Linked DNA regions of Homo sapiens: region 1 is linked to region 2. A link is an interaction called in ENCODE POLR2A ChIA-PET data of the cell type or tissue named here. Cell type or tissue: CD4-positive, alpha-beta T cell. All regions are shown on one strand. Each heading gives the region's core, and the rest is flanking DNA. Links, peaks and the distances in the headings are about the cores only. Region 1 overlaps TMED10 (transmembrane p24 trafficking protein 10). Region 2 overlaps PROX2 (prospero homeobox 2).

The links. Peaks named below come from ENCODE experiments on the same cell type or tissue, not always from the same donor. Only the 100,000 strongest peaks of a DNase experiment are listed, where the experiment ranks them.
Region 1: POLR2A ChIA-PET joins it to region 2 with 5 read pairs; 2 of 35 experiments call an interaction of 5 or more read pairs at or near these places.

Annotation. Positions count from the first base shown.
Region 1 is chr14:75,142,547-75,146,940 of GRCh38, reverse strand. The region is part of intron 3 of TMED10 (transmembrane p24 trafficking protein 10); the gene reads left to right. Among named protein-coding and RNA genes, the nearest start is that of NEK9, 18 kb to the right of the region's middle. In CD4-positive, alpha-beta T cell, for the core only: no CTCF peak of the experiment used is centred there; a DNase peak (open chromatin) is centred at 1,740.
Region 2 is chr14:74,852,979-74,857,372 of GRCh38, reverse strand. It overlaps PROX2 (prospero homeobox 2), which reads left to right. Exons shown (of 6, transcript NM_001243007.2): 5 at 378-572; 6 at 2,071-4,340. The coding sequence ends at 2,241. Among named protein-coding and RNA genes, the nearest start is that of PROX2, 21 kb to the left of the region's middle. RefSeq lists an enhancer at 1,493-2,692. In CD4-positive, alpha-beta T cell, for the core only: no CTCF peak of the experiment used is centred there; no DNase peak of the experiment used is centred there.

The DNA.
Region 1 (4,394 bases), core at 205-4,204, 290 kb before region 2:
ATCTATCTATCTATCTATCTATCTATCTATCTGGGGCATGGATTCAGTGCTGTTTAGTCTTGAACAACTGTTTTGTGTTTGGGAAATAACAATAGTCAAAGATAGTTTTTAGTTAAAATAATTTCAAACTTTCAAGGAAGAGGGCAGGATGGAGGAAAAAGCTGCAAGAGACTAGGAATGGTGATAATAGAAATTTGATGCTGATAAGAAGTTATTTATTATAGACTAATAAAAACTGACACTTATTTGGGTGACAGGGAGATGGAGGTGTACACAGAATGAGGAGAAGGACAACAGCCTTTTTCATCTCTGCGAGACTTGGGGGCAGCACAAAAGGGTTCTTCAAATGAAGGGCACCTTTGAAAAACCACAAGAACTATTTAAGACTAGATAATTGATCTTTACAGAAAGATAAGAGTATTTTTACCCAACAAAACAGTACGTAAGGGCATGAAGGAGGAGTGGGGTACAGGAAATAGAATGGGCTTTTGAAGAATGCAAACTAAGTAAATGAAGGAAAATTGGTTTAAGTGATTTAGGAAAATTGTCTAGGAATAGTGGAACAGAAGTTGCTCTCTCTTTGGACAGCACTTTGGAAGGGAAATATCCTAAAATGGAAGAAGATTGGAAATGACTGGTTAATTCTGCAACAGGAAGTAGTACAACAGTTGCAGCTCTTTCCTTGTTCAAATCCTCAATTGAATGAAACTAGGTAGCGTTATTTAGAGGCAGTAAATAGGAGCAAGTGATACAGTTGTGAATGGGAGACAGTTTCCGGTAGAGAATTTTCAATTGTTTGTTTCTGTTTCCAGGCTAGTTTAATTTAAATAAATAAAACAAGAAGACCTCTTTATTTGATGAACTTGAGTAAATTGAAAAATTTTTTTAAACCTTCATGATTCAGAAGAATCTTAATTATATTTAAATAAGATTATGTTAAAGTGCTTTTATAAGATATAAAACACTAGGGAGAATGTTCTCATTATTATAAGGTAGAAGAATAGGTAAAATGATTTCCAGTTTGTGGTTACTGCTTCTGTTCCCGAACTGTGGACCATTCTCAGTTGAATTTGTACTCTGTGGAATTTTACCTATTGTAATCTTTTTCTCCAACATGATGCCTGTCATTAAGGGTATTTATTTATTTATTTATTGAGATGGAGTCTCGCTTGGTTGCCCAGGCTGGAGTGCAGTGGCGGGATCTCTGCTCACTGCAAGCTCCGCCTCCCGGGTTCACGCCATTCTCCTGCCTCAGCCTCCCGAGTAGCTGGGACTACAGGCACCCATCACCACGCCCAGCTAATTTTTTGTATTTTTAGTAGAGACGGGGTTTCACCATGTTAGCCAGGATGGTCTCGATCTCCTGACCTCGTGATCTGCCTGTCTTGGCCTCCCAAAGTGCTGGCGGATTACATGCGTGAGGCACCGCGCCCAGCCCAAGGGTATTTATTAAATAACAACACATCAATGCCCTATTAGACAGTAGACATAGCTAGTTCCCCTCAAAAACAGATGACATTATTGTGGGTTTATATAAAGAATGCTTTGGACACAGCTGTCGTATAGCATTTTAGAACCCCTATACCTCCTGGAATTTCCATCATCCTTGGACTTTATAGACATTAGGAAAGGGGCTTTATCTTTCCTGACCTTTTGCTTAACCCAAGAGGGGAATCCCTAGCCCAAAGAAAACCACGGTGCTTCCTTTGCCTGCTTCCTGCTTCAGACGTCTGACATGTCCTAAGCCTGCCTTTACGCATGTAGTTACAACACAGCTCCAAGGTTCTGCTTCTTAACCAAGAAACTCCTCCCCACTACTTTCTTTAACATCTATCCCCACCCTCCTGCCCTTCACCCCTGCTCCCCAGCAGCAGACCAGATTGATGTAGAGGAGGAATGGCTATGACACAGTCCGAAGACCAGCCCTTTCTTCAGTCTGCAGCAAGGCTGCCTTGAACCTTGCTTAGAAATGGCTGTTAGCTGGCAGGGCACGGTGGCTCACACCTGTAATCCCAGCACTTTGGGAGGCCAAGGTGGGTGGATCACCCAAGGTCAGGAGTTGGAGACCAGCCTGGCCAACCTGGCGAAAACCCCATCTCTACTAAAAATACAAAAATTAGCCGGGCATGGTGGCGGGTACCTGTAGTCCCAACTACTCGGGAGGCTGAAGCAAGAGAATCACTTGAACGATTTAATTTCAGGCCCTTGAGATAATGGAGAGGCTTTATCTCCAGAGGATTTGGAATCTTTGGCATCAGCATTAAGATTCGGGAATGTGGCATACTTCTTTAATTTTCATGTCCAACACATCTCTCCCTCATATCTGTGGACTCATAATTCTGAAATCCCATGTGGTCCTGTAAGATTGAATAGTAATTGTACCACACTACCTACCTAAATTGTTATTAATTAATCCATGTGAAATTGCTATGTAACACAATACAAATGTAAGATGATATTATTTGGAAGACAGAATGCTTGTCATACTGTGAAGAAGCATTAAGTCTTGTTGTTTGAATTCTTTAAAGAGAAAGAATGCCTTTGTCCTCGGAAATAAAGCACTTTTGATTTTGATTTCTTGCATTTTATTTTATGAACCTCTGACCACTGTCTCACTTCTGCCCTTCAGAGGGTGTATCTTTGTAGATTCAGGATGTGAACCGAGCCACTTCTTTTTAGTTTGTCATCTGTGAACTAGAGCAGTTGTTTGTAGGGACTTACTGTCTGTGCAGTTGGGAGAATGCAGGCAATTACTGTCCGACAAAGAAGGAGCTATCTGACACATCTTCTAACTCCTGGGCTGTGTGTCCCACGAGTAAAATACCGCTTTGCCTAGGCGATTCTATTTGTCTGTCATTTGCTATCAATCTATATTCCAAAAACACAGCTGCCCTGGTTGGAGCAACAGCTGAAGACTTTCCAAAAGTTCTGTTTCTCTGAGTGCTCTCAGGAAGGAGGAACTCTGATTCCATGTACTAGATCCAAAGTCCTTTTTTTTTTTTTTTTTGAGACAGAGTATCACTCAGTTATTCAGGCTGTAGTGCAGTGGCGTGATCTTAGCTCACTGCAACCTCTGCCTCCCGGGTTCAAACAATTATTCTGCCTCAGCCTCCCGAGTAGCTGGGATTACAAGTGTGCACCACCACACCCAGCTAATTTTTGTATTTTTAGTAGAGACAGGGTTTCACCATGTAGGCCAGGCTGGTCTCCAACTCCTGACCTCAAGTGATCTGGCCACCTCGGCCTCCCAAAGTGCTGGGATTACAGGCATGAGCCACTGTGCCAGCTCTGTTATGTTTATCTTGCTTGTGTTAGACTAGATGGTCTTCACATTTATTGCTGTGCTCCTGGAGTTGGTGGGGGCTGTGGTGGGAGGCATGGAGGCAGCAAACTACTTTGACTGAATTTGTCTTGTCACAAGAAGCTTCTCTCTTGGATCTTGATGCTCCACCAAGGAAAAGAATTTAGAGATTCCCTAGAGGTTAGATTAACACCTCTGTTTTAAGAAGCAGTTTTTTCAGAGAATTAATACCTTTTCTTGGTACAGTTACATATAACTCTGTGAACTCTTTAGATTCAAATCTTCATTATAATGGAAGATTTGGATATGGTTTTAGAAGAGTTTAATTTTACTGGTATTTTGGAGGTGTTATACAGAAAAAGGCTTTGTAACTTGTAGCTTTTCCAAACAGTACCTACCATGACCAGTAAGAATGATGTTAATAGATATGGTGGTAGAGAAGGCTTTCTCCTAGGCGGCGGGCCTCATGAAAATAGATGCAGGCTGGGCGCGGTGGCTCACACCTGTAATCCCAGCACTTTGGAAGGCTGAGGCAGGTGGATCACCTGAGGTCAGGAGTTCAAGACCAACTTGGCCAACATGGTGAAACCCTGTCTCTACTAAAAATACAAAAATTAGCTGGGTGTGGTGGCAGGCGCCTGTAATCCCAGCTACTCGGGAAGCTGAGGCAGGAGAATCATTTGAACCTGGGAGGCAGAGGTTGCAGTGAGCCAAGATCGTGCCACTGCACTCCAGCATGGGTGACAAAGCAAAACTCTATCTCAAAAAAATAAAAAAAAGAAAGAAAAAAAATCAATGCAGAGTGCTTTTAGTATACAAGAAACACTTGCTTCAGGGGACCAGCAGCACTTAGCTACTTTGAGAAAGTTGGCTTCTTTGAAGAAGGCATAGAGTGGGCAGAACAGGTCAATTACAAGTGTTTACCAAGTCTCAGGTCTTTACGACTATATAAACTATAAATCATTTTAATTTCCTTGAGTTCAGGAGCCAAACTAGTGTGGAGGGACAGGATAAAAATAAAACAATTTGTGAATATGACAATATATGATTGAGTGTTAACTGTGTGACACAGTATGTGTTGTAGGGCTTCAGG
Region 2 (4,394 bases), core at 283-4,282:
CTTTATCCAAGTGGAAGGCCCCAGGCCTGCCATGCAGTCCACCTGGGTGCAGCAAAATCTGGCACCACACTGGTCGTGACCCCTAAGTCCCACTCAAACACCACAAAAAGCTTTTCATGGGTAAAACAACCCCCATAAATCTAGCATATCAAAAAAAAGTTATGTTCTAATGGGCACTGTAGCTAATTTAGATTTTTCTGAGTATAACTAAATAGGCTTGGAAAATAGCGGTGGCTTCGCTTCTTTTTTTAAAGGAAGCCCCTGTTAATGCTGGTTAAAGCCGTATATGAACCCCTATACTGAGCTGGAAGCAGACAGTTCTAATTCTGAGCACCTCGTGGCAAATGTCTGACTGGATGGACCTCTTGTTTGTACAGTTCAACCGCTGCATTACCTCCCAGATGATCAAGTGGTTCAGCAACTTTCGTGAGTTTTATTACATCCAAATGGAAAAATCTGCCCGGCAAGCAATTTCAGATGGTGTCACAAATCCCAAAATGCTGGTGGTTCTCCGCAATTCAGAACTTTTTCAAGCTCTCAATATGCACTACAACAAGGGAAATGACTTTGAGGTAAGACCATGTACTGGGTTCCCATGAGATCTGATGAGTGTCTTCCCTATATGATTCGAGTTTTAGGAAAGATCCCTCTTCTGTGTCTCCTTAAGTTACTGAGAGCCAGGGCAGCCTGGGCCAATCTCTGTATCATCCACAAAGATTACAGCCTCAACATCTTCACTTGGGCAACAGGTGGAAGCAGCAAACTGAGTCAACAGCCAGTCTTCATTCTGAAGCTTAGTGAGAGGGCTGCCAGGTGTTACACCATCTTAGACTGAATACCCTGTCATTATCAAGTTACATAACTTCCTGACCTTTTTGCCTTAGTGCCAGGAGGCTCAGGACTGAATGCTGAGCTCAGTTGTGGCACCTAGTCTTGGCCTAGGTTTTCTCAACAATTTCTATGCTTTTCATGATTTGATTCTTATCTGTATTTTCCCTTGAAAATGTATCAGTGGGCCTTCCATAGCAAGTCACCTCAAATCCTTTCTGGAAATAACAATAAACAACACTCAAGCTCAGTCCCTCGGGGATCCCTATGAAGGCACACTGGTGGCACCTCAGAGGTAAAGCGTCAGTGAAAGGTGAGCCTAGGTGTCACTGGCGCACATTCCTAATCAAGAGATGCATGTTGCCTCATGCACAGCTGACAGCTGTTAGGCTGGCATCTGATTCTGCAGGTGCCGGGTATATCTGGTCACAGATTACACTTCCCTCTTCTTGACTTCTCCCTTGACTGTGATCACAAAGAGTGGTTTATTGATACCTCCAAAAAATACAAGAACTGTGGTCATCCACTGGTTGACTGGTGAGTCAGAGTATGTTTGGAAAGCTAAGACTACCTGTGGGGAAAATTGTCCATGTCTCCCTTTCTGAGGCTCAAGGGGTCACGGCCAGTATGGGACAGGCAGCACTGCTGCATCTTTCCACATAGGGTGGTCATTTGACCTGCAGTGGCAGCAAGCCCCAAGCCAAGCTGGGTCTGGAGCTTGGCAGTGGGGCAACCCATCATTCATGGTGCCAGTCTGGGTTAGGATTCTAGAACAGCACCCCCGTCAACCAGCTCTGAAAGCAGGAGTGTAAGCTCTTCAGACCCAGCCCTAAAAGGCAGTGGAATGAGGTATGACAGTCAGAAGCTTGGGGGCACTCCTTTCCACAGTTAGTACTAGGGAAAAGAATACCGAAGTCTCTTTGAGCCACAGATTTACTTTCAGTAAGATTTTCTGACCTGCTTAGTTAAAAAGTCGCCCATTAGCGAGATCAGCTCCTCCTACAAAGGAAGTGTCCTTAATTCACCTTCTCCCAGGGCTTTCTCACTGGAGCTGTCTTATCAAGGTTTGTGTCTGATGAGGAAGCAGAGGAGTCCTAGGGTTGCAGAATCAGGGGCCACTAGAGCAGGGATGCTCCTAGCCCACTACCCAAGAAACAGGCAGCACCCGCTAGTGAGGGCTCTGGCACCAGTGCTTCCCAACCTCACGTCTTTTCTTTCTTGTGGGTCTCTTTGGAAATGCAGGTTCCAGATTGCTTCTTGGAAATTGCCAGCTTGACGTTACAGGAGTTCTTCAGGGCTGTCTCCGCAGGGAGAGACTCAGATCCTTCCTGGAAGAAACCCATTTATAAAATTATTTCGAAACTGGACAGTGACATCCCAGAGATATTCAAATCTTCCAGCTATCCCCAGTAGCTGTTTCGGGGTTAAGATCCCACAACGTGAGGAGTGACTGGCTAGGGTTTCCTGGGTTTGTCTTAAAGGGCAATTTAGCTGTAGTCATATAAAAAGGGCACAAGGAAATCTCCTCTATCAAAACAGGTACTATTACCATTTTGATCATTTATTTCCCTTTCCAGAATCATCAGAAATTTAACTATAAAATGTACTAACTATATTGGTGTATTGGTAGTATATTGTAAAAGGAACACAAGTTTCCAATCAGAAGACTTGAAGCTCAACTCCATTGTTTCCAGGTGTTGTGACCCTGGGAACTTCCTGGTATCTCTGTATCTGTAAAATGAGGTTGTTAAGGATTAAAGGACAGTATGTCCTATGCAATGTCATTCACACACAAATGTCAGTTTTTTGAGCCCCTCTTTCAGATAAGGTTATCTTATTTGGGGTTTTTACAAATTGCTGTTTTTAGTCACCTAATTATAAAGCGCCATCTATTTGCTAGATACTTTCACATACTTTAAGCTTTTCACCCTGAAAAGTAGTTATTATCATCATTTAAAAGATGACCAAACAGAAGCTTTAGAACTGCAAGGTAACTCGCCAAAGCCTATGAGGCTAGGACATCTGGGTTGATAGGGACAGTCAGGAGCCTGGAGGAACCAAGACTTTCTGATGCCCAACTGCATGCTGGACCCATCTCCTGCAGCTAACTCAGGATCTCAAGCAGGACCCCACCCCTAGTAAGCATCCAGCGCTGACAGGGCACCGTCACCTGACAACTCCTGCCCAGCACTTAGGAGCACTTCACCGCCCAAGATTTCTGCTGATCATTTCAGCAAACTCAAGACAAACTTTATGCAGGACTTGAGTGTTGCTGTTTATTCACATTTGTCTGCTGGAAGAGTTTATCAGCTGGATAATGCAAATAGTCTCCAGCTGACCATTGCAATTGGTGCCCCAACCTCATATATGCAGAAGAAGCTGAACTTCAGACTGTGAAAGGTAGAAAGGGCCTTAGGAGATCATCTGGCCCATGCTGCTTAAATTGGGAAGGAAGAACCGCAGTCCAGACAGGAGGCTTGCACAGGCTGTGCACAGCCTTGCAGATGATAAATGGCATAACTGGGACAAATGCAGCATCACACAGAAATGGAAATTCTCCCACTCCATAACAAAATTACAGTCCATGGCTGACCTTCCACTGATGAAGGAATTCATGAAATCAACATTTCCCCCTGCTGCTGGCCCAGCACAATTGTGACCCACTCTTGAGTATATAGGCAAGGCATGTACAAAGCTGAGTAACTGCATCTGTCTTCTAAGCTAGTCAGGATCAAGTCTTTGTAAGCACTGCCAAAGGTACGCCGGGTGGGGTGGGGTGGGGGTAATACACAGCTCGGGCTTTGTAGTCCTGATAAGGGGTGTCTGTGAGTTCATTAGCTTCTTTCCTGTCTATATAAAACAAGTTTCATATTCGGCTACTCAACTTCCATAATTTTTCTGGTGGGGTGTTGCTGGAGCAGATGAGATAAAATCCCTAAACTATTACTAGAACTATCAGCATAAAAAGTATGAAAGATGAATTTTCCTTTGAATTTTCTCTTCAAACAGCTGAAAGGAAAAACAAAACAGACTTAGCCCAAACCCATCTTTACAGGCTAAAGGTTAAGTGCCCTCCAGTACATCCAATTGCACTCAGAAGATCTTTGCCCTATTTTCACAAAAATGAAGGAATCTGCCAAACCTAAGTTTTAAACACAGGCAAGCATGGAGTGCTCTGAGCAAGGGCAATCAGTTTTCTGTGTCCGGACATAGTAGAAGAACCCTCTATCCAGAGTGACATTACATACCTAAGTTAGACATACAGGGGAAACAAGTTCACATGACTGTCCAATAGAGAGCAGCCCTTCTTCTGTCCCAAACCTGAAATTCATTAGTGTGTGTTTAAAGACTGAGCCAAGTCACCTCCAGGGCAGTGAACCTTGTCTCAGGGACCAATGAGATGAAATGTACAAGCTCAAATTGAAAACATTTGTGTACTGCAGTCTTTCCAGGAAGTGTTCTCTAACCACTGAGCTAAACACAGAAGAATGTATAAATATGTATGCTCTGCCAACAGAAGAATTCTATTTGATTATAATTTTCTGTTTCTATCAAGTGCGTATCCC